Linked DNA regions of Homo sapiens: region 1 is linked to region 2. A link is a contact called in ENCODE Hi-C or POLR2A ChIA-PET data. All regions are on one chromosome and are shown on one strand. Each heading gives the region's core, a stretch centred on a gene start or an enhancer-like site at or near the end of the contact. The rest is flanking DNA. Distances are from core to core; before and after follow the strand shown. Region 1 holds the start of ARPC5 (actin related protein 2/3 complex subunit 5). Region 2 holds the start of MR1 (major histocompatibility complex, class I-related).

Evidence for each region. Hi-C counts contacts between places; a loop is a spot of excess contacts on that map. ChIA-PET counts read pairs that join two places held with the same protein, here RNA polymerase II (POLR2A). Pooled maps may share reads with other maps.
Region 1: a map of CD8-positive, alpha-beta T cell shows a loop between it and region 2 (6-fold over the local background). The contact joins the promoter of ARPC5 here to the promoter of MR1 in region 2. A Hi-C loop is called at or near these places in 4 of 168 maps with a recorded cell type or tissue (CD8-positive, alpha-beta T cell and naive thymus-derived CD4-positive, alpha-beta T cell) and 10 of 50 pooled maps. POLR2A ChIA-PET finds 5 or more read pairs at or near these places in 2 of 52 experiments (activated naive CD4-positive, alpha-beta T cell and endothelial cell of umbilical vein).

The regions. Positions count from the first base shown.
Region 1 is chr1:183,634,479-183,637,178 of GRCh38, reverse strand. It overlaps ARPC5 (actin related protein 2/3 complex subunit 5), which reads left to right and starts at 1,396. Exons shown (of 4, transcript NM_005717.4): 1 at 1,396-1,662. The coding sequence starts at 1,520. It also overlaps a transcript of RGL1 not described here. RefSeq lists silencers at 1,113-1,272, 1,753-1,802, 1,883-1,942, 1,894-2,112 and enhancers at 1,423-1,702, 1,700-2,200.
Region 2 is chr1:181,032,647-181,035,346 of GRCh38, reverse strand. MR1 (major histocompatibility complex, class I-related) reads right to left here and starts at 1,364. Exons shown (of 6, transcript NM_001385161.1): 1 at 1,273-1,364. The coding sequence starts at 1,339. RefSeq lists enhancers at 1,455-1,564, 1,695-1,794, 1,995-2,184.

The sequences.
Region 1 (2,700 bases), core at 147-2,646, 2.6 Mb before region 2:
CTTTCGTGATATATAATCCTAAGAACAATCTTGTAAAGTGCACATTATTAGCTCCATTTCAGTGATGAGGAATCTGAGACAGAATTTTAAGTGACATGTCTCGTTCAAACATTATGAGTGGAAGAGTCAACACTTAAGCCTGAGTTTTCTGATTCTAAGCCTAGTGCTCTTTTCAACACAGCACTGGAAACCAAAGATTGTGGTACACAACAGGGCAACAGCCAGTCTTCTGCTCGAGGTCCAACTAAACTGGACCCATACCGAGCAGTGTCCAGCCAAATGTCCAAATTAATTTTATCCTGCAAATATTTGTTCTTCAGTGTAATACACACAGCACAACTACCATTTCCTTCGTCTTAGTGCCTTTATCTCCTACATTCCAGAAATGGGGATGTCAAATATTTTTTTAAATCTGGCCTAGATGGAATCATATAAATCTCAAATCATAATATAAATCTTAAAGGTCTGGTTTCCACCAATCCTTCCACATTTTGTTTTCCCCCAGCACTAGAGAGCCTAACCTACCCTCACCCCTTTCGAGCATTCTTGCTCCAAACGACCACCTATTTTAAGATGTCAATGACCCTTTCCCAAATTCTACAAATTCACCCCAGTTTTGCCACCCGACCCCAGCGCCTGCCCGGACACGTTCCCCTCCCTCCCAATAGATTTGATACCGAGTTCAGGTTCTGCAGATCCCGTTGCGATGCTGTCACACAGCACTGACAGATAAGATTTGACCTTTCGACTCCGTCCTTGGGGACTTCCCGCTGGCCAAGAAGGGTAGTTCCAATCCCAGGAAACGGGCTTCCTGCTCAGGAACGCAGCCTCTAGCAGCGCACAGTCTGAGGCAATGTCTCCGGCAATTAGAACGATGCTGGGCGCCCGGGTGTGCATCACTCTGCCTCATACTCCTACCAACTGCAGGGCACTCGGTCCGGCAGCCAGTCCATCCCACCCACAGCCAAGTCCCAGCCAGCCGGACCTTACGCAGGACCCCGATGATAGGTCGTTGACGGCTGCAGCAAAAGCCAAGGCCACCTGCCGCTGCTGCCCATCCCCGCCAATCTGAGACCCCCTAGACTGGACCGCAGAAAAGCGTTTCTATGGGAACCCCCCCACCGAGAATCACGTGACGCAATCGGACGACCAATCGCTTCTTACCTCTGCCCGCGGTCCAGCTTTTGGCCCTCCCTCTCGCCCCCGCCTCCTTCGCCCAGCCCCGCCCCTTGCCTGCGGAGAGCCCGCGCCTGCGCGCTGTGTCCTGCGCGCTCCTTCCCTCGCGCGCGCTCTCCGTGGAAGAGCAGGGGCAGCGTGGGAGGCGCCAAGGGAGCGCGAACCTGAGGAGGAAGAAACGGGGCTAGCGCGCAGGCCCAGAACGGTCCGAGCCGCGGCAGTCGGCGACGCCTCAGAGCGGAAGAGGGAAGTGAATCAGGCGCCGGGTAGTGGGTTGCTGGGCTGGGCTTGCTGAGGTAGAGGCAGCGCCAAGAAGAGGCCTTTGCCGCTGGTCGGGATTGGGATGTCGAAGAACACAGTGTCGTCGGCCCGCTTCCGGAAGGTGGACGTGGATGAATATGACGAGAACAAGTTCGTGGACGAAGAAGATGGGGGCGACGGCCAGGCCGGGCCCGACGAGGGCGAGGTGGACTCCTGCCTGCGGCAATATCCTTGCATTCACCGCCCTCCCCACCCCAGCCCAGCCCAGCCCGCCCTTCTCCTGGGACCCGGGAGCCTGCAGGATCCGCGGGGCACCGGCGCGGAGCTGCCCTCTCAACCTGCGGCTTAACCTGTCTCTTTGGGATCGCCCGCTCTGAGAGGGCAAGGGGGAAGCCCCCGTTTCCTACCCAGTCGGCAGGAGACGCGAGGGTCCCACTCTTGGAAGCCTGCCCTCCCCCGCGCGCCTTCCACGCCCCCAGATTCCTCAGGTTGCACCCGAGTGCCTGCCTGCCTCGGGAACTGGTCCCGCCGGCCGCGCCCTCGCGGCGCTGGGGAAGGCGGCCCCGGCTGGTGGGGAAGGCTGGTGCCGAGCGCCTTAGTTTTTCTTCCTAGAACTCTGATTTCCTGGGGTCACATTAGCTCCAGAAATTTCTGATTGTGGGGAACCTGCATCTTTCCTTAGTGGTTTTGTTTTTTGTTGTGTTTTTGTTATTGGTAGCGTTAAGGTAGTTTATTCCTTACCGGGGGGCGGGGGGAGATGGGACTGTTCGAAAATTGAGGGTCCCTGTGCTTTCAGCCCATTGGCCTTTTTAAAAAAAAAAAAAAAAGAAGAAGAAGAAGGGGATTTGGCAAAATATACATTGTACAGAATTTGTTAACTGGGGGAGGGGAATGAATACAAAAAATACAAAACTCCTAGAAGGAAGCTTGGAGCCTTTTACCTGCTAAGAAAAGGACAATAGAAAAAACAACGGGGAATGCGTGTGGAGAATCCTTGGAAATATTTAAAATAAACCCCAATGAATAAGATAGAAGATGAGTCATTCGTATAAAGCAGAATCATTTTTGTAATCCTAAAATTGTTTCCATTTTAGTTAAAATATGGCAGTCAGTTCCCGGTTTCTGTTTTTGCATATTTGAATATTCATAACTTTGGCTTCGCATTTGCATTACATCTTTTTTAGAAAAATGTAAATGTTGCAAAAAAACCGAAGCTGTAGTTTTAGAAAATCTCAGACACTGAATTTGTATGCATTTCTAATT
Region 2 (2,700 bases), core at 115-2,614:
TTTTTTTTTTGAGATGGAGTCTCACTCTGTCACCCAGGCTAGAGTGCAGTGGCATGATCTCGGCTCACTGCAACCTCCGCCTCCTGGGTTCAAGTGATTCTCCTGCCTCAGTCTCCCGAGTAGCTGGGATCACAGGTGCGCACTGTGCACAGCTAATTTTTTGTATTTTTAGTAGAGATGGGTGTGCCGAGCTAATTTTTTGTATTTTTAGTGAGATGGGGTTTCACTATGATGGCCAAGCTGGTTTCAAACTCCTGACCTCAAGCGATCCGTCTGCCTCGGCCTCTCAACGTGCTAGGATTACAGGTGTGAGCCACCACTCCCAGCCATATGATTTAAAATTTTTTTATTTGTATAAATTTATGATGTACACATGCAATTTTGTTATAGCATAGATTGTGTAGTGGTCAAGTTGGGGCTTTAAGGTATCCATCACCCAAGTAACACACATTGTACCCATTAAGTAATTTCTAATCATCCACCCCCCTCGCCCTTCCAAATCTCCATGGTCAGTCATTCCACTCTCTATGTGCATGGGTGATTTGAAAGAACTCCTTCCTCTCATGTTCATCAGTCACACCTATGGTGGTGGCCAAGTCTAAGTTCTGGACACTGCCCACCAGTACCAGTCCTCAGCCCAGGGAGCAAGTGATTAGGGCAGAGAAGCCTGGTGGTTCTAGCCCATGGGCCCTTTCCCCTATTTGAGGCAACAGAAGGCATTTGCTTCCCCAGTGACTTGAGCTCCCCGAATAATGAAAAACTCTCCCTTCTACTTGATTAATACTTCTCACAGTCAGTAAACAAACCCAGAGCCATGGTTTTATCTTTCTTGGATCTTTTATTACAGGTAGGGCTTGTGTTGAGGAAAAACATAAATAAACCTGAACAATGGATCTACTCCACTGTTAATGCCCCTGAAACTCTGACTACATCCTCATGAGACTCTGGAAGTTAGAAAAGAGGAGAAACAAAAGTAAAAGAAAAAATATGAGCAGAAAAGAAAGGAGGCCATGCTCAGAGGGAAAGTGAGGAAGTTCCAGAGTCTTTCTAGAACGGCTCCCCCTCCCTCAGAAGGTGGTGACATCAAAATCCTACAAATATGAACTGGGAAACTGTTCAGGCAATCCATTGCTCCTGGAGTCTGAGTGTAATACATACACGTTTCTGCCCCTGGCTTCTATATTTTTCACCACAAGTTTTAGGAAGAAAAGCTGTGCCTTCTAGGCTGCCTCGACTTTGGAGTTAGGAGAGAAGAGGACGTGGGATACTCACGGGAATCGCTGTGCTTCACCATTAACACAATGATGAGAGGTAACAGGAACGCCATCAGTTCCCCCATAGTCCTTCTCTTTCCGGGTTCTTTTAACCAAAAACTGACAGGTCCCTTCTGAGAACCTCTTGGTGACACACAAGGCCTTCTCCCAATAAGAACAGGGGAAGATATGCAGTGTCATCAGTTGCTAGGTTAAAAAAAAAAGATAAAATGAAAGCATGAACACCTTCTTCGGTAACTTTTAAGTCTTTGCTGGTTTCAGACACTGCTTGCTCCTTTTGGTGTATCTATCTTCACCCTATTCCCAATTTTTAAATATTTATGGAGCATAGTCATGTTCAAAGCACAGAGAAACAAAGATTAATCATATCTGGTCAATCAGGGAGCTCAAGCTGCTGCCTCTGCTTCCCTGGAGCTTAGAATTTTGCTTAAGGGTCAGTAAGAAAGAGTCACAGTTCCCACGGCTTGGAACTCCCTGCTCTGGCTCCCTATGATGCTGAAGTCTCTGTCTGAGATAGCAGGTGTCACTTAGATTGTCCCGTAATCTTCAACTTAGGTCTGTCCTCCCTGCTACTCTAGCACCCAGCACAATAAGCTCAAAACACTTACTGAATAAAAGAAGGCAAGAGAAAGGCCTACAGAAGATTCTGAGGGGCAGCCACTCAGCTTGCTCAATCAGCAATCCCCAAGATCAAGCTGTGGCTACACTGTCATAAGGAGCACATGACAAGCTGGAAAACAGCAGCTTAAGCTTGTCCAGGGAGCTAGGGAACAGGCCCAGACAGGAAAGAGGAAGTAGACATGAAGGGGAGAGGTGAATGGAGGCATGGCCATGAGGCAGGCAGGCTTGAGCTGGGTTCAGGGACCTGGGTTTGCCTCCCCACTATTTGACCATGGGCAGAATCCCAAATTGCACCAAGGCCTGATTTCTTCAACTTTAAAAGCAAATCCTGTCATATATTTCACAGAGTTGTTGAAGGATCAGAAGTTCTGTTTATGATGCATTTAGTAGGTAGTAGAACCTTATGTACCGGTTGTATGGTAGGTTGAGAATTGTCGCCCCAAAGATGTCCACAACCTAATTGCCAGAACCTGTGGATATATTACCTTAAATGGCAAAAACAAAATAAAACAAAACAAAACCCTTGGCAGATATGATTAAATTAAGGATCTTGAGACAGAGAGCTATCCTGGATTATCTGGTGGACCCAGTGTAATCAGAGGGGCCTTATTAGAGGGAGGCAAAAGGGTCAGAGTCAAGGAGATGTGACAATGGAAGCAAAGGTCAGAGTGATGATGCCATTGCTGAAAGAAGGACATGAGCCAAGGAACGCAGATGGCCTCTAGAACTAGAAAAGAGAAGGAACAGATTCTCCTTAGAGCCTCCAGAAGGAACACAACACTTTGATTTCAGCTGATAGGACACA